Linked DNA regions of Mus musculus: regions 1 and 2 are each linked to region 3. The links are chromatin loops, found by intact Hi-C in ENCODE. Cell type or tissue: left cerebral cortex. All regions are shown on one strand. Region 1 holds the start of Prkacb (protein kinase, cAMP dependent, catalytic, beta). Region 2 holds the start of Ttll7 (tubulin tyrosine ligase-like family, member 7). Region 3 overlaps Ttll7 (tubulin tyrosine ligase-like family, member 7).

Region 1 (8,000 bases), 100 kb after region 3:
TCAAGTCTCTGTAGGGTCAGGTGTATCCTCTCCCACTGAGGTCAGACAAGGCATCCTAGTTAGGGAAACAGGATCCACAAACAGGCAATAGATTTAGGGACAGCCCCCTTTCCAGTTGTTGGGGGACCCACATGAAGATTGAGCCCATACTTGGAGCCCAGCTGCTTATCAGAGAGACAGAACACTTCTATCTGTCTTAATTAGGGTTTTATTACTGTGAAGAGACACTATGACCAAGGCAACTTTTATAAAGGACACTTAATTAGGGCTGGCTTACAATCTTAGAGGTTTAGTCCAATATCATCATAGTGGGAAGCATGGTAGCACGCAGGCAGAAAAGGTGACGGAGCTGAGAGCTCTACATCTTGATTCAGAGGCAGCAAGGAGGGACTGTGTCACTGACCTTAGCTTGAGCATAGGAAACCTCAAAGCCCACCCCCACAAGGCCACACTTCCTCCAAGGCTCCACTTCCTAATAGAGCCACTCCCTATGGCCAAGCATTCAAACACACGAGTCTATGGATGTGATGCCTATTCAAACCACCACACTATCCCACTTCAGTTTTTGTGGGGGGTTCTTTGGTTGTATCTAGGAATCCAAAACGCCAGAGCTGATTAGCCAGAGAAACAGGTAAATTATCAATTTTACAAGTACTTGAAGATCTTCACAAATAGTAAAGTCTGAAGAAGTGACTGATACAGTATATATATATCGATGATAGTGCACTAAGTTCCTGGCATAGTCTGAAGAGATATATATGTAGGGGTATGTTTGAGAGTTATGTCACAGTTTATTCCAGTTCGTGGTATCCCCCAATTAATAGTATCTGGTGACTAAGGTTATTTTCTTATCTTGGTATGTAAAGGACATTTTCCCCACACAATATGGCTTGTTGAAATGAAAGAGCACCAATGGTCTATTCTGAAGTTATAACCTTTCAATTGATTTTAAATAGAAATAATAAATATACCATTCTGGCGCTTTTTGAGATGGTATGGCTTTACCTTCTTCATTTCAAGGTCTTCTAATTAGCTTTGGATAAGTCCTTTAATGTCTCTGTGCCTCTGTGGATCTTAAGTAAAACAATGATAGTCTTGCCACATTTGCATAGGGACTTTATGAGGAAACTAATTACTATTTGTACAACACTTAGAACGCAGTATACTTGGTGTACATGCTTGGTAATTTAACATAATTGCCAATAATAGAAGTATGAATCTGTTTAGAATCTTCCACTCACCGCTACTTTTTTTCCCCAATAACAAAACTTTTAAAATGTTCTGGGAAATCTCCTTAGCAGCCAACAACCATCCGTTCATTACGCGCCAACTGTGGTTTGTGCTGCAGACACAAAATAAACTTACATGGTCTCTGCCCTTCCAGAAGTTAATCTTTCTGTTCTAAATTTGGAATGCTTTTTTTTTAGATAGCAAAAGCTCAAAAAAAAAAAAAAAAAAAAAAAAACCAGAACAAAAACTACCAGAGGGCTAGGTGATTAATTTCTAATAACCTCACGGAAAAGCTCAAGTACTCTCAGATGCATGGAAGCGCAACAATCAATTGGGAATGCGTTTATTTTGAAATTTGTGACTGTGTTGATGCACATAACGTACTTGTGTAAAACAGGCAACACATTCCCATATCTCTCCTTAGAAAGCCTGACAGAATTTGTGAGGGCAATCAGGTGAGACCATGAAGAAGGAACTCGGGAAGGGATAAGCTGTCAAGAATGTTGGTGATTGACCTGGTGTGTTGGGAGAATACCTAGAAGAGCGAAGGGAAGAAGTTCCAATGACAGCTGGGAGCTGAGAAAAGACATTCCTGGCCAACGCTGACCTCAGGGTCAGCAGGGTCGGCAGGACGCGGAGGGGCGCACGCACGTCCCTGCAGCCACGCAGGAAGATCAAGCGAGAGCAACCACGGCGTGCGGAACGCGGGCCACACGGATGCGGGAGCAGGCCGAGCCCTGGCACTGTGCCCCCCGCCCGGCTCTGGGGCACCGGATGCCAGGCCGAGGAAGGATCTGGGGTGCTTCCAAACTAACGGTCCCCACGTCCCTCGCTACTTCGAGCTTAGCCTCCGCGGCCAAGCCCAGCATCCACGCAACAAGCAATAAGTTACCGCTACAACCCTGCACAGAGGGGCTCCCGCCCGCCGGGGGGCTTGACCGCGTCACTTCCGGCGCGCCCGCCCGGAAAGAGGCGGAGGTCGCAGTCCGGGTGTGCGGCTCCTGGGGACGCGCCGTGTCGGGGACGCGCGTGGAGGGCGGGCTCGGGAAGGGGGAGTGTCCGCGCGCCGCCGCTGCCGCCGCCGCCACCGCCGCCACCGCCGCCACCGCCACGGTCCCGGTCTCTGCCGGAGAGCTCTCAGCATCTCTCCCGGACACCCAGCCCCTCCGTGCAGCCGGACGCCGCGCTCTAGGGTCTGCGGGAGCCTAGCCAAAGCCTAGCCAAAGTTGCTGCCGACTGCGGGGCGGGCGGCGGGACGGCCCCGGTCCCCTCCCCTCCGTCATCCCTGCTTGCGGACTCCCGGGTCATGGGGAACACTGCGATCGCCAAGAAAGGCAGCGAAGTGGAGAGCGGTGAGTCGAGTCGAAGGCCCTGGCTGGGTTCCCGCCGGATGGGCCGCCGCGCGGTGCAGCGCCCTGGGCCGGTGTCCCCCCCAAGGCCGCGCGCGAGCCACGGGCCGGGCCTTGCAGTGGCCGCGGGGGCCGGCCGCCTCCTCCTCTGTCCCCTCCCCCACGAAGGCTCGGGGGTGAGGGCCAAGCCCCGGGGCTCACTGGAGAGAGGGAAGGCGGGCAGCGAGGTCCCTGTGATCCCCTTTCTTACTAGAGCGAGGAGGGCTGCCACGGTCTGGAACGCGTCCCCAAATATGGTCCTTTTGTGATCGCACCCTTAGCTCTTCTTTCTCCCAGAGCCCCCAACACCCAGACCCTCCTTTAAGGGAGCCACAGGTAGTACGTTTGGGTTGACTTGGCTTTTTCTCCTTCTCCTGGATGTATATCAGTTTTCTCACAAGGTGAGTGTCCGTGAGGGTCTCCAAAGGTGACGTTAACCCTTAGTGTCTAAGGCTCTTTCTTTCACCCAAGAGATTAGAGATGGCAGACATAAATACAAGCAGCAACTTTATCCATTCGAGGAAAAATAAGTGAGACAGCGTTGCGTTTACTCTAGACATCCAGGAATGTTCCAGGATGCCTGTAAAACTTAGAGGCATTTCAGAGTTGAAGTGCTTTCTTCCGAGAGCTGAAAGTTCAGACGTTCAGTACTGTGTACAAAATTTCAAGACAAAAGGGTCGTGGGAATTGAGTTTCTGTGTAGCAACTTGGTTTTATATGTAAGCATACACATATATGCGTGTTGTGTAACAGGCTGTGAGAAAATTGTGTGCCATTATTCGGCTCATATTATAATTTATAATTCACAATAATTAGAGAACGGTCCCTGACTTTTGTTACATTGCCATAGGTTAATGACATCTCAGTCCTTGAAGTAAGTCTGACAATTTGTTCGTGTTACTGTAAGTAACGTCTTCCATTGTGTCTGTGTTTATAACAGAAGAATGAAGCCAATCTTGTAATTAGCTTGAAGCAAACAGCTTTTGATTCTCATGAACAAAGCAGAGTTGAGTTGACAGAAGAGAGTCTAGCTATTGCTTTTGTGGAATGTAAACAACAGTCAGATTTAACGGGTTATGTTTCATCAATAAGGTTCGTTCCAGGGCATGGAACAGCAGGGCAAACTGTTGGTGAGCATGTGACAACTTGAAAAGCCGATGTAGAATTAGGACTTCCTTGTTATCTTAGTAATTGTGCAAATGTAGTAACTAATTGTACAGACTCACAAAAAATGAAGTATGACAAAATACTATATCCATGTAACATTGCTTTTCCCCTATTTCTCTTGTACAATGTATGCTAATTGTGTTATGAAAATATGCTTGATAGTTGGATCAGCCCAGTAATTTTCTTAGCAAGTGCTATCTTGCACAGTTCTTATATTTTTAATGATAGTCCACTCTCCAGCAGTCTATACACTTCCCCTAGACGATATGCATTTAAACTAGCAGCTATGACAAAGTCTTGTGTGAACTTATTTATAGAAACTGAAGAACATTAGAATCATTTGAAAAATATTGTGAAGTGTCGAAAGAAGACAGCAGATGTCCCATGGGATATAGGAGACGGTCATGGCTCAGCTCTCAGGGCTCACAGGGGGAAGTGTCAGCCAGGTGTGCTGGTGCTCTTCTGTAGCAAAGAAGTGGTACAATGTCATAAAACGTAATGACAGAACATGGCTTACCACTCTGTCCCCAACTCTTCTGTGTACTTTTCAGATGAATTATTCCTGAAAATTTGTGGCTCATATTTTAAATGTAATCATTTAAATTTCTCTTGATACACAGAATACACTTTAAGAGATACACTTAAGAGTTTAGTCTACGAAATCATCCTAACTCAAGACCCAACCAAGTGCCAGACCTGAAGAAACAAGAATTGAGATCATGTTATCAACGAGAGAGTAAAGAACAGCTCTGAGGCTCTGACTACCTCTGCATCACTAATTAATCTGTCCTCTCTCAGAGTAGCTACCACCTGCTTGGGTTTCCTCGTAGACCTGTGGACAAGATCCTAAAGTGTCACTTACTGTGTAGCATCAGGTGAAAGGCAGAGTGTCAGTGCTGGAGCTGAGAGTAAATTAGACCACAAGACGTTACCAGCAGCACAGTGTTTGGTTTGAAGAGCTAATTAAAGATAGGAAGGTAAGATTTGCAGTTTGATGAGGAAGTGCCTCCCACAGACAGGGAATTCTAGAGCTTAATTCTAAAAATACTCCCAAGGAATGAAGTTGGGTATAAAGGTAAATGAACAGGCTTTGGGGGGTTGTTTTTGTTTTGTTTGGGGGAGGTTGTTTTGTTTGGGTGTTTTTTTTTTTTTGTTTTGTTGTGTTTTTGTCAGTGTTGTTTTAGTTTGCTTTGGTTTGCTTTGGTTTTGTTTCTTGTTAGCTTTGAGCACCCAGGGCCTTGCTCCTACACCCACAAAATTAAAGGATTCCATTCTGATCATCACAGTTTCTAGACATAAATTACTTTGAATTCCTCAGAGAACTGGGTGTTTCAAAGAACAACTTTCGCCATTATATAAGTCTCCCATGTGTTTTTAAAATTACTCTTGAAATAAATGTCTTCCAAAATTTGAGTATACTTATTTTTCATCATTTAATACACAGAACCTTAAACTTTTAGAAACAGGAGGCTACAAGTCTCAGAGATGTGTTCAATCCTTGTAAGTCAAGAATGTTTTATTTTTGAGTTAAGTATGTTATTCACATAGCCTTATTAATACAAAAAGAAAAACAAGCAAACAAAAAAACTCCATGCTTTTTGTTCTTTTAAAAAATATATTACATCTCCAAGCTGTCTGTGGAGCTATGTATTACAGATGTAACTATGTCCAGGTCAATGGGTGAAAACTGCTGGGCGTTAATTCTCCCATGAGTAGAGTAGGAAAGCCACCCTCTACCCCAGTGGTTATATAATGGTTTTTGGAAATGACCTTGAAGCTTAGACTGGGTGAGGTGGCACACACCTTAAATCCCAACACTGGAGAGGCAGAAGGCTGATCTCTTTGAGTTCAAGGCTAGCCTGCTCTATACAAAGTTGAGGCCAGCAATAGTGGCATTGTGAGATATTGCCTCAAAAGAAAGAGAAAAGGAAAAAGAGACCTTGAGAGTAGGAAGAAACTGATCAAAGAAAGTCATTAGTAGATCAAGTTCAGCAAATGCAAACTTCTTAACGTTTTGGAGAACTAATCTGGCACTTGGCACACATTGCCATACATACATTTCAAACCCTGTGGAATGGCTCTGATGTTACCCCATTTTCAAACTGGATAAAGAAGTGCTGTGTAACTTGTTAAAGGTTGCATAGTAGTTAATCAGGGAGTGACATTTGAACTTGGGCAGGCTAGTCTCAGAGCCTCTGACCGAAGGGTCCTGCTGAGCAGTCTTTTTTGAGTACCCAGCTGAAAGTCAGGTTCAGGACACACAGAATAGCCAATTCATCGTTTAAGTTTATCAGTGATAACACACTGTGTTGCTTCCAATGATGACTCTATTTGGATAGGCTAACTATCTTAAATACGAAAGATTATCATTCCTGTACCATTTTCTGGATTCATATCATCATCTAAAACTGGGAGGAAGGGCTAAATTACTTTCTTTAATTATTTCATTTTCAATTTGGTAAAATGACAAATTAACCATATATAATTAACTTTCTGCTCTTAAAACCTTCATTGCTATATAGTTTATTCCTCATTTCTAACGTGTACCTTCCTGTTAGGTAGCAAGTCAAGAGGCCACTTGAGCTTACATTGCTATTATTAATGAATTTGGAATTTTGCATCGTACCATGATTTTTCAATCGACGATAGATATGGTCTCCACTTCGCTGCTCCGTGAAATGGTTTCTAACTAGATAGAGCTGTTGGGAATTTGGAATACAGCTGCACCACTGAAGAAATGATATTTTACCTTGCATTTGTCTAGATGGTGTTTGGTAGATTGACAGCCTGTTTTTGACAAGAGCTGTCTTTACATATAATAAAAACGCCAACCAACCCTTATTCTATAATTTTGGTAATTTGGTAATAATCATGAGTGTATTTAGATGAACAAAATTCTAGATATATGTTTTCTCAAAATCATCAGCATTTCTTATAAATAACAATTTATAAACATAGTGAACAAATTAAGATGTAGTAATTTGATATACTCACAAAGTTCCCTTTGGTGGAACTTAGTTATGAATATAAGTATATATATTTGATTGAAAATTTTTTAGGATCATTTGTTGACAAATGAATTTAGTTTTCTCTTGCTTCTTATGTCTTTGAACTTTTTATTTATCAGATTGACAAGTTTCTTAAAGGGTAATTAGAAGTAGAGAGTTGTCAGTTAACTGGCAGAGGTACTTGAAAATAGTCTTCTTTGGGTTAAAAGAGAAAAATCAGAATTATGAACTCGGCTTTGACTGATAAGCACATATGATCTCATTATTTCTGATTTTTATTTTTGTGTGGATTACTGTTTAGAATCATCTCCCATTTGGGAGTCATTTGTCCTGTTCCACTCAGGCTCCTCCGCAGGACACAGGCAGATTGCTGCTTCTCACTGCTGGCATCAAGAAAGCGGCTTGGGTAGATCAGTCATGGCTAAGAGGTAGAAACAGCCGGGAACGAGAGGCTGGGTAAGCCAGAATAGCTCAAGATTCTCATGGACAGTTAGAAGTTAACCACAACCAATTGTGATAGACCATCGAATTAACGAAGTAAAGCAATCATTATCATTTCTAAGTTTAAGACTACAGAGTCAGTTCAGTGAATAAACTGCAGACAGCAGGACCTGAGTTCACATCAGAACTCATGGAAAGCCAGACACAGTAGTGCACAGTTGTAATTTCTGTGCCTTTATGGTGAGAGGGAGGCCAGGCTAGGAGGATCCCTGGAAGTTAGCTTGTGTGTACTCTGCCCAAACAACAGAGGCCCTGTGTCAGACAAAGTGGAAGTTGCGGGCTGAGATTTTTCTTTGATCTCTGTTACACTCACATGCATATCGTGCACACTCACTCACTCACTCACTCACTCACTCATGCTCTTCCAAGACTATCTTGTAGTGGTGGCACACACCTGTAATACCAGGAATAGATGGGCTGAAGCAGGAGGATCATGAGTTATCAGCTCCCTCAGTCATATCACAGGAAACCTGGGCGCAGACATAAAATACTTTATAAAGCTTTTTTTCCTTGTTCTTCCATCCATTTACTCATTCATTTATTCAGTACACAGAAGTAAGCCTACGTGTTAGAGTATATGTGATGATGTAAAAATAAAGATGGGTTATATCCAATTCTAAAACAGCAACAACAAAAGTATTTCATGAAAGGTTAGCAGGGCAGCCAAGAGAAGGAATGGTCTTTTCCATTAAGACAGGGTCCAATA
Region 2 (8,000 bases), 64 kb after region 3:
TTTGGTGAAAACTAGTGTTAAAGAGTAAAAGTTTAAAAAAAATACAGTAACAATTAACTTATCACAGTTAAAACCAAACACAAATAATGTTGTCAATGGTTATCTTTACTTGGTAAGAGTATGCTATCTATTTATATTTTTATACTTTCCATTTTTTAATAATTGTACAATGGGTAAAATTTTTAAAGAGTGACTCTCATTAGAAGGAAAATGTTTTATTTTCACTGAATTTTTTTTTCCTGCATTTAGTTGATAATTCTTTTAGTGTCCAAAAGGATTTCATTTTTCTGCAAGAGTATCGAAGGTTACTAAGGCAAAGGAAATGAGAAACATGAGCAAGAAAAACTCACTCTGATTAAAAATATCTCTACTAGTTCTGTGGCTACCACATCAGAAACAGACCTCATGCCTGACATTCAAAGTGCTTCACAGACTAAAGCCTAGCACATCTCAGCTGACAGCTTCTCTAGCTATGGAAATCAGTCGAAGTTTCAGATCGTCACTTAATTCACTTCTGTGCTGAAGACGTCTCTGGCCATCTGACCAACCACAGCACTTCTGTGGGTCCCCTCTTCTCTTCTGGTATTGCTATAGCACCTAAGGCTACATCACCTGCCAACACTGAGCCCATTCTGTCATTCAGCTCATTATTTCTGAGTATGTCAATACCTCTCAGCTAGACCTGGAGTTTCTAGAAGTCATAAATTTAGATGCTTTTCAGTAGTTACTGGTCAAATACACACAGAGGCAAAGAGGAAGTAGAATTCTACAGCCGGGCTTGCATTATATTCACGCCCTCAGTGGTATTATCTAAATGAAGCCTGCTGTTAAAAACCCTACCTATGACATCACTCGTAGGACATGCATTTTCCATTTTCTGCTTTTGGAGCATTAATAATCAATTTCTGCTTATTCATTCATATCAATTCTGAGGTTCCTCTGGGGATCAAACAGATTGGGTTGCAATATGCCTCACTAAGGTGCAGAATATAAATAACACATACAATGACATTCTAGAAATCACAAGACCACACACAGGGCCCAGCTTCTCTTACAGGTTTTGTCTGAACAGCAAATATAAATCTTTGTCCCCACGTTATGTCCTTACTTAGGCCATGGGCTTTAGTCTATTAATATCCCCTTTAACCAACAAAACAAAAACAAAAACTCTCCAGATCAATTGGTCCAGTGCTTTATAAGTGATGGACTAAATGGCTGTGTTCTTGTGTGCCATCAAACACTCTGCCAGGACTTGGAAATCCATACCATCTGTACATTAGCAATCTGACACCGGCGACATCGGCAAGAGTCACACATCTTAAAGAGATAATCCATAAATCATAAATGAAATCAGGTCAAAGGACCTGCCCGAGGAGAAGGAGAGACCTGGTGTCCACTATTTTTGCAGAAGGAGCATACAAGGTCAGTATGATTGTTGACTCTGGAGGGCAGAGCATCAACTAACAAAAGCACTTCCCACTGTTCATGACTCCATCCTACTGTAACACATACATGTTTTATTTAGTAAGAGAAGCAAGCACTTAAGAGTAAGTGCCTGTTCGGATGCTAGCACTTACCAGATGACCTCAAACCTTCTCTAGAGTTGAGCTCCTTAACGTATAAACTGTCACCTGCTATGCCAAGTCCCAAAGGTGTGACAAGCCACATAGCATCACTTGAGTCTCGGCTTATTTATCACCCTGCTGTGAGTGATTCAGTCTCGCACCCCATAAGCTAGATCACTGTTCTTCCTTTGAATGTTACCCAAAAACTAAATAGCCATTTCCAGATTGCTTACTGTGCTGCTAATTGATTCTCCCGAGGCTCGAGCATCCAGCATCACCCAAAAGCAGGTTAGGCATCTCAGGCCCAGCTCTCCGACAGAGTATTGTCCAAATATACATTTTTTTTTCTAGATGCTAAGGAAATGGACTTTTTCTGCACAGGGTCGCAGGGCAATGTGCAGAAAGTTTACAGGTTGCTGTCACTAGTGTTTGAGACTACTCCTATGAAAATTAATATTATACTTAATATCTAATAGTGCATAAGTGGACCCAACACTGACTGATACAGTAGACGATCCACGGATGTTGGAGAGAGGGAGATCTGGATTCAAATTCTTGTTCTGTGACCTTGAGATTGTAATTTAAGCTCTCTCTTCCTCACTTTCCAGAACTGGTTCTGAGTTGAAGTGATACAATTATACACACACACACACACACACACACACACACACACACACACACACACACGCCCCTAATATATGATATTACTCATGATTCCTATACATCTTTTCTTTTTTGAATCCGTCAAACCAATGCTGAATATAAGACAAATTCTATAAAAAAAATTTTTCAGTTTGGGGGGATGTTTTGATATCAGATAAAGTGGATGTCTAGTGGGATGAGAAGTGGAGAAAGGAGACGTGTGGGAAAAGAGATCTCACTGACACACTTTCAAGAATACACAACATGCTTTGCTCAAGCAGGTTGACACTGGGGCTGGGGACAGAATATCATGACAGCTCAACCCAGCGGGGGACTGGGAGTTCTGCCCACTTCATCCTGCCAGAGAGAGTCTAGAAACTGAAGTGGGACCCCACAAATAATCCCGACCAGTCCCCTCCTCCTTCTGCCCAAACCACTGGGCGCCAATGATGCTGAATCATGAGCCTGGCAGCAGCCGCCCTCCTCAGCCGCTTCCACCCTGGCAAGTCTCCAGGACAGGCACTGGAGGGAATGGGCGCAGCGACCTGGGGTGTGGAGGAGAGGGGCGGGGGCAAGGGCAGGTACTCACAGCTGAGGCACCTCTCTGGCTGGATCCAGTGGCCGGTCTCTTGGTGGCCCACACTCCCCGCCAGCGGCTGGCGGCTCCCCGGTCGGTCCACTCCGCGTGTCGTCTTGGGATCACCTCAGCTCGCCCACCCCCCCGGGGCAGCCGCGGTTCAGAGCTTAGAAGCTCGACCGGACCAGGAGCAGCTGGAGCAGCTGTCGTGCCCAAGGGGGTGGTAGCTACCGATGGGCCAGACCATTTGCCCACTGCGCCCAGGGGTGCGCATCGTGCATGGAGGTACAAGCACCAGGACCTCGAGAGGGCTGGAGACGGGCAGAAGAAACCAAGGAAAAGAAGGGTCCTCTACCCACAACTAGGCCTGAGCGCTAAGGACCTCCTGGACCCATGGCTTCTCATCTAGGTATGCAGAAGAATGAGCTGGGCTTTCCAGGGCACCCCTCACCCCGTCTTATTCTTGGTCCCGCTCAGGGAGCGTTCAGAACGCCTTTAACAGAGGACCTAGCAACGCAAGCTCCAGGGTGCCATCCCCTCCTAAGGGGATGCTAGGGGAGCTGGCCTGACATCTATCTGGGCCACCTCCTTCTTCATCTTGTGACCCAGACCACCAGGTCCCAAGTCCACATGTCAGCTTAACACACAGGAGTGCCTAAGATCTCGCAAAAGGGCTCTTCTGGTCTTTTATTACTATTTAGCTATATTTAGATAATAATAATAGAGTATCAAAAGTCAACCTGAAAGTAAGATCAAGTGAGCGCCCTTGCATCAGGATGTCTGAGGAGCTTAGAGCCCGCTAACAAAATCTCAACACGGAAGTTGGAAAACGTAGATTGAAGGGGTAGACACTTTGGACAGAGCTATGATAAAGTCCAGAAGAAATTCAAGAATAGTTGTGCTTTCTTGTTCATGAGTTCAGTCAGTTTCTGTTCATGATTACTGTCTTGGTAACCCGGAAATAATCGTTATCTCACATGAGATGAACCTCACAGGATAGGGAAAGTTCATAAGCATGAAATTTCTTTGACTTCCACAGTTCGTGCCCAGCCAGACTCACGTACGTTTCCAGAACACAATGGTTAACAACCAACTGTATAGCTCTCCATCTAGAAGAAAATTGGCAGTTACCTATAAAATAAGACTAGGGTGGGGTGTTTTATGTATCCCAAATAAAATGAAATTTCACAACTTAAAGTTACTGTTTCTGGAATAAACTGGCCCCTTGAATAACACCAATTGAGCACTTACATGAACATTACAGTGGAAGTATTTTCAATTCTAGCCTTCACTTGCTACTCTACTCCTATTGAGATCAGTGGGAATGCTGCTGGTTTTCAGATGGGGCTTTAACTGGCGTAGAACAGACGCTGACCATCTGGACTTAACACTGGAGGTGGGGGATGGGGGAAATACACTGTAAACCTTAACATAGCTATCACTGGGACCTGGGTGTGAGTCTGACCCTTGTGAAAACTGGGTTTTATGAAAGAGAAGAGATATTTGGGTATCTAAGATGGATGTCACCCTGGTGTGGAAAAGGAGACCAGAAAGGGGTAAATGGACGTTTCCCAGAAGAGCTGGGACATCAAAGTCAGAAACTCAATGGAGCATTCCGTGAGGGTGAGGATCATGATGCCAGTCTTACACTATCATTACTCTCTGCCTACACCTCACACTACACGTACATGTCAGACCACCATTCTTCCAATCTCAAGCAAGAGGGAGAGTCACTACCAACGTTGAAGCTCAAGACAGCATTTACAGGACTTAGGAACAGACATTGCTTTTCCGTATGGTGTGCTATTGGGATAAGGTAAACTGACGTTGCACGTCATCATAAGCATAGCCAATATCCCTAGAGCCCAGCGTTGCTGGGGAACCCAGAGAGCCAGCTCCCTAGAGAAGCCAACAGCTTCAACACAGGGCACATGGCCTCAGTCTCAGATAGGTACAGCTCTCGCCACACTCAACTGTTCCCCTATTAAAGGTGGCAGCAAAAGATTTCAAGAGATGCCTAAAGATAGAAATAGATATAGAAAGAAGGGATATGGCCTATGGCCACCTAGGGACCTGCTGTGTCTTGTGTCATCTCTAGCCACCTATTTGAAAGTTGATGTTCCTAGCACATATGTCTCTGAATGAAGAAAGGGAATGTTTTATGACAACTTGGGAAGTTGTCAAAGTAGGGTGTCACAGATCCTGCGCCCCTGTTCTTTTTCAATGTCCTGTAAACCTAAAGATACAGTAGGGCCATAAAGGGGAAAAATCATTTTCTAAGATAAATACATGAGGTTTTACATCTATGAACTACTTCTCTAATCCTCATGACAAAAGACAGAAGACTTTCTGTGGTGAACCAAGCTTGACTTACGGGAAGGATAGCTATTGTCCAAGGTTGCTTTAAACTTTACTTACATGTCGGTTAGTGAGGCAAATTCATTTGTATTCACAAACAAGCATGATCTGAGAATCTTTTAAAATGTTGCCTTGAAATGATGCTAAGAAAGGTGAAAACAGCGCTTGATGCCTTTGACAAAATTAAATCGTGGTAAGCTGCTCAATGCGGAAGGCTTATCAGAGCATATTCACTCCGCCTCTGATATATGTCAGATGAGGCCTGCGTTTGCACCATCCCAAATATTCGGTTGAAGATGTGAATCGTGTAGGTTTTCCTGGTCTGCCTTGAGCTAGTACTTAGTAAATGATTAGTATATCTGGGGTAAATATTACAACCCATCCATCATAGAGACAAAGAAACCACTAGTTAAAAATGGCAACCCTAGGCGAGAAGCTGCTTTCCAGCTTGAGCCAAGGCCTGGCATCCCCCTCATTTACCATTGTGGTAATCTGCCACTCGGAAAGCAAGCCGTGAGTTCCACACCAATCTCTTTCATACTTCTGTATTTATTTTTGGTTTCTTGACACAGTCTCGCTATGAATCCCAACAGTCTACCAAGTGTTGGGCATAGAGGTTTACACCAGTGTGTTCAGCCATACTTCGTTTGACATCTATTTGCACCATTCATTTCTGAGAGAGATGAGTCATTTCTCACATGTGAGGATTAGATGCTAACGCTCTCATGGGAAACACTGCTTAGGTTCTCAGAATCTGAAATGGGTGATAGTTGAGCATGCATCTAGCCAGTGACTCCCGAAAGCTTTATGCAGTTTTTCTCAGGAGCTTAGGACGAAATCTGGAATCTGTTTTGTGATGCCCCTTAGTTGATTCAAGGACACACACAGCTTGACCCTGAGCAAAACAAGAATAATAGGGAGCCCCTCTCCCTTCCTCCATCTCCCTCTCTCTCCTCTCTTTCTCCCATCCCCTCTGTCTTCCCCCCATTGTCTGTGTCTCCCTATTCCTCAGCCCGTCTCTCCAGTCTTCCGGACTTAACTCTTTACCCCAACCATTAACTGAGCAGAAAACAAGAAATAGTTATTTAAACTAAATAGAAACGTATCTACTGTGTGTAGAACAGCTTTCTGTGTTCTTTTCAATATTCCTTTATTGCACTTATTTATATATGCATGACCCGGCACCCGTATGGAGGTCGGAGACAAGTTAAAGGAGTGATTTTTCTCCTTCCAGTATGTGGTCCTGGGTATGAGACTTAGGTCAGCAGGCTTCATAGCAAGTGCTTTACCCACTGAGCACCTTTACCCAACCCAGAGAGCACTCTTACGGAAAATAGTGCTTCAAATTGTTTTATATGTGTATAATTTTTGGAGAATTGACGTGTTTATAATACTATCATTTCTCACCTAGAAGGCGATAGGTGTTTGTAGTTTTCATGCTCTGCGCCCTGTACCTTTCTTACTGAACTCACCTCAGAATGTTACATACAACATCTATCTTCTGAATCCAATGTTCTTCCCAAATCACTGAGCTATTTCCTGGATAGGCAAGGGCCAGTGTTCTCTGCAGTTTATCTTGTGTTTATCCAATGCAACCGAAGGTCGTGTTTCATCATGGAAGCCTCAAGAGAATTTTCTAAAAAGTGGGGAGGCCTATATTCAGGAAAGGTAACTTCATCTCTTTTCTGTCATGAATCCCTTTGTCTCATTGGTGGCTAGAGATGCCAGTGTAAGATTACGGAGGTGCTTGTGTGACTGACTCCCCATGATGCCTAAAGACGTAATGTTTTGTACATAAACCATTACTAGTGTGCCTCCCCTAATTGTGCTCATTTGCTTCCTATTTTGCTTAGCATTTCCTTTTCCTCTGCTGACTTGCCCTCTGTTAAATTCCCCTTCACAACCTATTGATAATGGCTGGTAATCTGTATGTAGCCAGACTTCTTGAACTGAGCGGCATTTCCTTCCGTTGTTAAAGCCCGCTTTGGAGTGGACACTCTTCCTCTGTTGTAGCCTTCGGCGTGTTTCTCATGTCTTTGGCATTGATACTAGGAAGAAAGCAGATCTGTCTTTTCAGAGGCTGCTGTTGCTTTTGCGGGTATTGTCATGCTGACTTCACAAAACTATCCAAGGATCACTCCTATTTCTAACACCTATAATAATTTAAATAAGATTGGAAGGATCTCCTTTAATAAGTTTCAAGTTCAACACTGAGTTCATCTGACTGTAGGCTTTTCAACGGCAGAAGTCTCTTCTATTAATCTACTTCAGGGGATTGCTATTGTTTGTATCTTGTTCTTAATTCTTATGTGTCTGTTGTGGTATTATAAATTTTTCATTAAAAAATTATCTCTGCTCTACCATTTCATTTGCACTCCGTTGTTTTAGAAGGATTCAATTTCCCAAGATCTTTGGACTACGATGTCTTTTTTAATATTTTAAATTTTTTACTTCATTGTGTGTTCCTTAATTTCAATTGGAATAGAATGAAACTGTAACCTGTGTTGCAGGTTTAAGAGTTTCTTTTGAGCCAGGCAGTGGTCAATTCCTTTAATCCCAGCATTTGGGAGGCAGAGGCAGGCAGATTTCTGAGTTGGAGGCCAGCCTGGTCTACATAGTGAGTTCCAGAACAGTCAATACTACACAGAGAAGCCCTGTCTCAAAAAAAGGAGTTTCTTTTGATTATGTGCATAATTTTTATAAATACTTTATTGAGATAGGAAATATATTTATCTATATATTTACATGCCCTATTGAAGAAATGAAATGTTCTCTACAAAAATGTTCTGTGATGTGAACATATATCACCCCCTAAATTCATACATCAAAATATAACTGCCAATGTTTTGGTGTAACAG
Region 3 (8,000 bases):
GAGAGGCCCATTGGACAGGTAAACTTTGTATGCCCCAGTACAGGGGAACGCCAGGGCCAAAAAGGGGGAGTGGGTGGGTAGGGGAGTGGGGGTGGGTGGGTATGGGGGACTTTTGGTATAGCATTGGAAATGTAAATGAGCTAAATACCTAATAAAAATGGAAAAAAAAAAACGCAGCAATCACCGTCAGCAGCATTCACCGTTGGTGGACAATGATAAATGCAGGATCTGAGCTCCAGACGGGACCCGAGCCAACAGAACCCATCTCGATCTGTTTGTCACTTCATACGTACCCGGTTTGTGGACTCATTCATTCACAAGAATGAGTGAAACTGACACAATGGAAAGAGACATGAGACACAGCAGGGGGTGGGAAGCAGTGAACAGGAGGTGAGAGGGCGGAATGTGCAAAGCCAAACTCAGTGAGCCTGGCCAAGTGCCAGAGAGGCACAGGGAATCAACACTGGAACAGCAGACAAATGCCAGAGAGGCATGGAGGACCGACTCGGGAGCAGCATAGTATTAAACGCTCAGACCTATAGCCCATGAACTAGTCCTAAGTGAAAAGACGAGCATTTCATTTAACCTAATCTAATTCACAAATATTTCAGACCTGGGGGGCTCGTGAGACTGTGGTTGTCCTCTCTGGACTCAGTCTTTACGACTGTGGTAGAAGACTCCCAGGGGATGAAAACCTTTGTGCGAGAACTTGAGCATAGCACAGCTCAGTCTTCTCTGATTGCAGGAGGAAGGAGTTTCTCATTGGTTCTCATTGGTTCCACACATGGGGCCTGAGCAGGGCTCACGTAACACCTGTTCTCTCTGAAGATCACAAGCCTCGTGCTTCAAAATAGTGTGTGAGTTCCCACGCCCTCTGCCTGAGCTTCTACTTCGACAGCCTGAGCTACGGGCTCTTCTGAATTTCCTTAAGATAAAAACACACAGGCTGAAGAGTGGACTTGGAGATAGAGATGGAGGCGTGTCATAGGGAGACGACTGTAGCAAGATCTGAGAAAGCTCTAACTGTGAGGAGAATGCATCAAATTAGAAGTTAACCAGGCCCAGGAGAGACAGCACAGAGCAGAGCAGAGAGGAAGAAACGATGTGACAAGCCTTGCACAATGCAGACTCTGAAAGGGAGGGGAGGATTAACTCAAGTCAAAATAAAGATTGTTATTTATAGTGGAGGATGCTCTGTGTTCCAAACAGCAAGGAAAAGCATCCGCCTCGAGTAGGGAGCGGACAAACCATGAGCAAGAATGGGCAGGAGATGTGGAGAAAATAATGAGAAAACCTTCAGCCTAGCACGGCTTGGAGAACATAGGGAAGGATTAAGATACAGGAGCTATATATAAAGTTTCGTCACAGAAGCTTAGCCCTGGTATTTAACAATACCCCATTTGGGGTTCCTAAGAAGAAAGACAAATTACTTAAGGAGAGAAAAGCTCCCTCTGGCAGTTAGGTGGGAAAACGGAGCACTCTGGAGTCATACAGCAGCTCTGCCTGGGTGAGAATGAAGTCTGTAACACTGAGTACAAGGCAAGAAGTCCCCATGGTTCCTGATTTAAGTCACTATGATGTGCTCAGCACAAAACCAGCTCAGAAACACACGTGCCGTGTGCCGTGGTGCCCTCCACGGAAGAGGGAAGCCAGGTGTGCAGCACGCGAGTGCTCTAAGTATTAAAACCTGTGTTGCGTCCTGTGGAGAACAAGAAGGTATGCATGGAAGAACCTCCATGCTCATAGCGTTAGCAATGTCTTGCCCCTTAAATGATCTGACCTCTGAAATGACCGAGAATATCCACAGATAACTTCTGAGTCAGTATCATCCTTTGTAAAGCTAAAGATGCACCAGGGACACCCGTGGGTTGAACATGTGGCGCTGTTACATTTGAAAATTTCACGTAGAAAGCATCGCTGACATAATCTAAAGTCACGGACAGGGTACAATGCAGGTACGTGCACCTTCTGCCCCGCAACAGAAGCCAGGTGCCAGACGTCATGTCATTTTCTCGTCTTGCTTTCCCAGATAAAACTAGGTCTCAATAGCAACTGCTAACTGCTAGCAAATACTTTAAATAAAAGGATTCCTTAATGTATTCCATAACCTTTCAAGACATCATTGATTTAAAAAAAAAAAAAAAGGCGTAAAATCACTGGTCCATCTTCAGGGCCCTGTAGTCTCGGGTGCCATGAGCTGTGTTTCCCAAGGCAACAGTCGGGCACACAGCACAGAGCAGCTAGGTTAGATAGCTTCCTCTCTCTCTCTTTTCATTTTCCCTTGAGGACACAGGTTTGCTGTGTGTATCCAAAGCTGGCTTCAAACCCGCAATCCTCCTGCCTCCTCTAGTCAATCCCTATCAGAATGGGTCAAAGCCGTTCCTGTGTGATAGCATAACAAATACCGGGCTCCATGGCCCTGCGCCCTCCAGGCGGCTCGCCCCTGCCCCGGCATGTCTCCCCTCAGATCTTTCTTCCTACTGTCTGCCAGCTCATCTCAGAAGCAATGACATCTTTTCTCTTTTTATGGAAGCCAGACAGAGAGGAAAGACCCATGAAGGCAGAAATCCGTTATAAGGTTTCCCAAGTGGCTCTGGTGTGTAACTTTTCTCCAAGGAGAAGGAAGGTAAGTCAGAGGGTCTCCTACCACACCAACACCACGCCAACCTTGTACTTGATGGTAAAGACTGTGATTTAATGCAGTTACCACAGGTGCATAGGGCTGTGTGGGGCAGCAAACGCAGTGGACACAGGGAGATGAAAAGGTGTCTTAAAACACCGTAGGTTTGCAGGATAGCATGAAGAAAGCCGAAATGAAAAATACAAAATATAAGAGATTCACAGTGCAAAGTCAGTTTCTCACATGAGTGACTTATCTGTACCAAAGGTGGTGAGCCCCAGCCAGTGGGGCAAAGACTCACCTGATGTGTGTGGGACCCAGTGAATGTGGAGAAAGCTCACCTTGTACTTGAGGGACCCCAGAGAGTCGGATAATGCTCACCCAATGTTTGGGGGAACCACAGCAAGCAAGGAAGAGGGTCATCTGGTGTTTGAGGGAGTTCCACAAGTGGGGGAAAGGCTCACCCAATGTTTGGGGTACCCTAGCAAGCAGGAGAAAGCTTCACCTAATGTTTGGATGACCCCGGCGAGTGGGAAGATGTCTCACCTGATGTTCAGCAGCTTCAGCGCGTTTAGCAGAACCCCCCTTTTAACATCATAATCGATTTTCTGATCAGTTCCAAAGCTTGGGGCTCGATTAATCTGAAAATTACAGAGAAAACAATAAGCTCGGTTGAACGTTGGAGATCAACACCTAATCCAGTTGTGTTTCATAAATGTATGTGGGATTTCCAGTCATGAATCTCTGAGCTCTCTATGGAAGATGCTCTGGACCTCACCGCCATACCTGTCTTTCCATTACCCTAGGGAAAAGAACTATAGAAAACCATAAGCAAACATCTACTTTTCCACCCACAGGCTTAGTGTTAATTGCCAGCATTAAGCTGACCACTCTCTTCAACCACTGACTCTTCCCATCAAGTCTTAGGAAAGTTAAATGCAACTTACCTTGTAAGTTGGGAAGACCCATAATAGAGAGATTACCAACATAGTAATAGCAACACATGTGTGTATGCTTAGGATGCAGGAACCACCAGCTCCCTCGGTTCACCACCCAAGATCTTCCTGATGAATTCTATTGCTTCCTAAAATATAAATTTAGTTTCTCTCTACCTAACTCAATAGTGAAGCACTACCCTTCTGCAAGGATCGGGTCAATCCCTAGGAAAACATTCCTAAAAACACACTGGACACAATTTTCCATCCTGAAAATGTTCTCAGTGCTTGGAAATGTCTTAAGTTTGCCGATCATTGCCCAGATTCTACGCAGCTAGAAGTTCTCCTCCTCAGACACGCCCTCCACTTTACTCCACACGGTGGCGCCAGAAGGTCTTGAACGCTGCGGGTGAGACCCACAGCGTTGTCAATTGGCAGCAAGCTCTCAAACTGCACACTTAAGAATCTAAACGTGCGCTATACTCACAGACAGCAATGCTACGGGGTTTTTGTTATTAACTATTCTGAGCTGAGTAAGGTATAAACAATGAAGGATAAGGAGTAAAAATATGTTTATGAGGAGGTTTAAAAAGTCTGTAGAGTCCAGCTGTTCAGTAAGCTGTAACCTAGCTAACTCAAAGCTCCTATGGGCAAAGGCTTTTTACCAAGGTTATGTCACATTTTATAAAGTTCTTATTCCAGAAATCCTTTCATTTCCTCCTTTGTGAAGCATAAGAGTGCCTTCGTTCTTCTAGCCATCAAGGATAAATGACCAGGACAGGCGCAGAGGAAAAGTCGGCAATAGTCAGGGAATGAGTCCCAGGGTCAACGTGTTCAATCTTGGGAACAAAAATCCAGCCCTTCCTAAGACACAGTCAAGGACTCTTCCATTCAGGAATGGCAGATACAGAGGAGCCGAAATGACTCAGACAGGTCTCATTATTAGGGTCCAAGCTGGACTAAAATTCCAGCTAGCAGAAAAATGAATGTCCTTGAACATACAACACAGGCTATTTGCCCAGAATATATGAATATACTTCTCTCTGTCTCTCCCTCACTCCAATTCAAAATGTGTACTTTCCTTCAAAATACGGTTTGAATCACAATCTCACATAGCACTCATTCAGGTTGCTTACAAAAACCTGGAGACTATGATGCAATTTCTTACGTCAAACAGCTACCCTAAGAGGGGGACAAACCTCTGGAAGGAAAGGCCATGGTTGATTCTAGCTTCTGTGGCAGTAGGTTCCTTAAAATATAACTCCTTCTGGAAACACAGTTCAAATATGTGCTGCTTCCCTGACAGATGGCTACAAACAGTATGGAGTAGCCCCAAGAAGGCAGGCTCCTTCTGTGAAGCCAGATTGGGGGTCCCAGAGAGAACATCTGGATGGGGGTCAACTGGACAAAGAAAGATCCTAAGGTGCCTCGGGAGTAACACAGATAGATATAAACGTGACTGGGCAGGACATAAACAGAGATTGTTTGTATATTCTGTACATGGTTCCATATGTTAAGTGACATTTTATAATAAAATTAATAATGACAAGAGGGTACAGGCAGCAAACCCAAAGACACTCGGTTTTCAGAAATATCAGATGGCTGTGAGGGAGGATGTATGTCCCCTGCAGTGTTAAGTACTGGGTACTGAAGAGTGAATCAACAGAACCCTCTCTCTCCATGGAGTACTTAAAGACACAGTAAAGATGGGGGCCAGAGGCAGTGCCCACCCAGAGGAGATACAAGATCCACTGTCCAAGCAGCCAATAACTCAGCGTCAACAAGCCCACTCTACGGTAAAGTGGAGATTCGATAGAAAATCCTATCAGCCTTGGGAATGTTCTGGCCCTGGAATTTTCATTCACTCCCTTCCACATACTCCATTCAGGCCTCATTCCAGCCAGCAAGCTGGGGACACCTGTGCCAAGTACACATATGACAGATGGGTTTTAAACACATATAAGGACTGTGACGGCTTGATTTATTTTGACATTTCTTAGAGAACCCCTTACCTCCAGAAGCCATGGCTTGAGCTTTCTATCCAACAAGATGTCGAACCCCAGGACTTCGAAGCAGACACTTTCGCTCCCGGGGGGCTGACCGGGTCTGCACATCCGGTAGGCGTGCAGGACGTGAGGTTCTGCCACAATCAGAGTCTTTACCACCAACTCCTGTTGAGATTGTGATAAAAGGCATCGGCATGCTTTTTTTGGACATAGTTTCATTTTTAAAAATGACCTAGGGAAAACTAGCATCCTTGGTGGCTTCATGGCGCTCTTTGGCACCGCCCCCCCCCCCAATCCTGCTCTGCCCTCATTCCCCAACCCCAGCTCTGCTCTTTGCCCACCTATCTCTCTGCCACACTCTCTGAGTCTCTCTAGTTGGTGGCACTTCTTCCCACTGAGGCTCTGTGCTGTTCCATCTTCCTGGAGCATCTTCCCTTAGATTCCCATGCCATCCCAGACAGGACTTCCACAACCATCTTTGAAGCACAGGCATGCTTGAAATGCATCCTACTAACTACCTAGGGCATGCAACCAATGGATGCTTTTCTATCTGTTTGAACAAGACACTTGTACTTCTTTTTTTTTTTAACCATCCCAGTGTCTATAATAGGACCTGGCATTGGAGATGCTCAAAAGCATTTATAAACAAAGAAGAAGAAAAGGGAGCATAAGCTAGTTCTGTACAAATGGAGAAGAATTACAAGGAAGAAAAATTTGAGGGAGGGTGCAGCATTCCCCAAATAGCCTTTATTCATGGCACTGGCTTGTACTCCATAAAGGTTTCCCTGAGAACAGAATACATCCCAGCTATCAGTTCCCAGAAAGCACACAGCAGCTCACAATCATCTAACTCCAGGTCCAGGGGATCCAATGCTCTCTTTCATCCTCCACAGGCACCAGCCACATACAGTATACATACATACTCTCTCTCTCTCTCTCTCTCTCTCTCTCTCTCACACACACACACACACACACACACACACACACACACACACACACACGTTCAGGCAAAATACTCATACACATAAAATAAAAACAAGTATTTTTTCCAAGAGGAACCACACCATGGACTAGGGAAAGCAAGTGATTTTCCTGGCTTCTGCTTACATTGGCTTCTTAACTCCTTCTGTCTGAGAACGACAGCAAAGACCTTGACTCTCTGGGTCAGACATCACAGTATGCACCTGTAGTGGCTATTCCTGGTTGTCAACTTGACAATATTTGGAATGAACTACAATCCGGAATTGGAAGGCTCACCAGTGACCCTTATCTGGAGGCTTGGAGATCCTTATCTGGATCTTGGTTTGAAGATCTTGAGCCATAGTGGCTATGGATTCCAGAAGATTGAATCTCCGAGTTTAAGGAACACACCTTTAATCTGGGCTACTCCTTTCATCTGGGATTAAAGGTGTGGTGGAACACACCTTTAATCTGGGCTACACCTTCTGCTGGAGACAATATAAGGACATTGGAAGAAGGGAGTCTAGCTCTTGCTCTTGCTCCTTCACCTGCTTGCTGCGTGAGACTGAGTAACTGCTAGATCCTTGGACTTCCATTCACAGCTGCGACTGAATCATTGTTGGGAATTGGGCTGCCGACTGTAAGTCATCAATAAATTCCTTTACTATCTAGAGACTATTCATAAGTTCTGTGACTCTAGAGAACCCTGACTAATACAGCACCTGACTCTTCTGCTTCTGATCTGGGCAGTGCAAGCATGCTGCTTTCAACTCTGTGTCTCATTTTCCCAAATGTAAACCACCAGAGGACTGGGTGAGAGGCCAGACACAAAGACCAGCACAATGCAAAGCAAACCTTCGCTAAGTGTAAGCTCCATCTCGTGGCTCATGTCAACTATCCACCTTTGGGTGGAAGCAGTTTCACAGGAAAGGGGGAGAAGGGCATTAACTTTAGTGTTGTCACCCAGAGACATCAACCAGTTCAATGTTCAGTGTACAATGACTGTATATACACTGAAGTTTAATAGTTGTAATAATGTATTTGAAATATTTTAAAGACATTCTCATCTAACTGATTATTCATAACCACTATATGCATTCTAACTAACAAAATATCCTGATTTGTAGAGATCATGAAATGTGTCAGAGATTATAAGACTTACATTAGTATTTCAGGCTCCAATCTAAAAATTATACCTTGGGATCTAACAGAAGTTAATTTCCATACCCTCACAAGTCTTGCTTGAGCACTTTCATCTATCTCAGTTTGGTGGGGAAAGTATGACTAAAACCAGAATCTAAAGAGAAGACCATGACCACTGTTTCTGACTGGTCCTTCACTCTTACATCCCTCACTAGGGCAGCCAGGTAGGTTATATGTTTTCACAATAACTCTCTCAAAGACCCAAAATCATATGGTAAAGAAGGAAAAAAGAAGAATGCCAGAAGATGAGAGCCTGGAGTATGTTCTGAATTAATG

What was found. Hi-C counts contacts between places; a loop is a spot of excess contacts. Peaks named below come from ENCODE experiments on the same cell type or tissue, not always from the same donor. Only the 100,000 strongest peaks of a DNase experiment are listed, where the experiment ranks them.
Region 1: a loop joins it to region 3, with 3 times the contacts of the local background. A loop is called at or near these places in 6 of 42 quality-filtered maps.
Region 2: a loop joins it to region 3, with 3 times the contacts of the local background. A loop is called at or near these places in 5 of 42 quality-filtered maps.

Annotation. Positions count from the first base shown.
Region 1 is chr3:146,807,220-146,815,219 of GRCm38, reverse strand. Prkacb (protein kinase, cAMP dependent, catalytic, beta) reads left to right here and starts at 2,274. Exons shown (of 10, transcript NM_011100.4): 1 at 2,274-2,582. The coding sequence starts at 2,537. LOC115486180 (a long non-coding RNA gene) reads left to right here and starts at 2,590. Exons shown (of 2, transcript XR_003954577.1): 1 at 2,590-3,019. In left cerebral cortex, no CTCF peak of the experiment used is centred here; DNase peaks (open chromatin) are centred at 2,140 and 3,223; H3K4me3 peaks cover 2,345 bases; H3K27ac peaks cover 1,618 bases.
Region 2 is chr3:146,847,386-146,855,385 of GRCm38, reverse strand. Ttll7 (tubulin tyrosine ligase-like family, member 7) reads right to left here and starts at 3,019. Exons shown (of 21, transcript NM_001357217.1): 1 at 2,797-3,019. In left cerebral cortex, no CTCF peak of the experiment used is centred here; DNase peaks (open chromatin) are centred at 2,685, 3,091, 4,190, 5,755 and 4 more places; H3K4me3 peaks cover 3,440 bases; H3K27ac peaks cover 3,125 bases.
Region 3 is chr3:146,910,956-146,918,955 of GRCm38, reverse strand. Ttll7 (tubulin tyrosine ligase-like family, member 7) reads right to left here. Exons shown (of 21, transcript NM_001357217.1): 9 at 5,568-5,726; 10 at 3,167-3,261. Among named protein-coding and RNA genes, the nearest start is that of Ttll7, 63 kb to the right of the region's middle. In left cerebral cortex, a CTCF peak has its summit at 3,935 (motif pointing right); DNase peaks (open chromatin) are centred at 402, 892 and 3,937.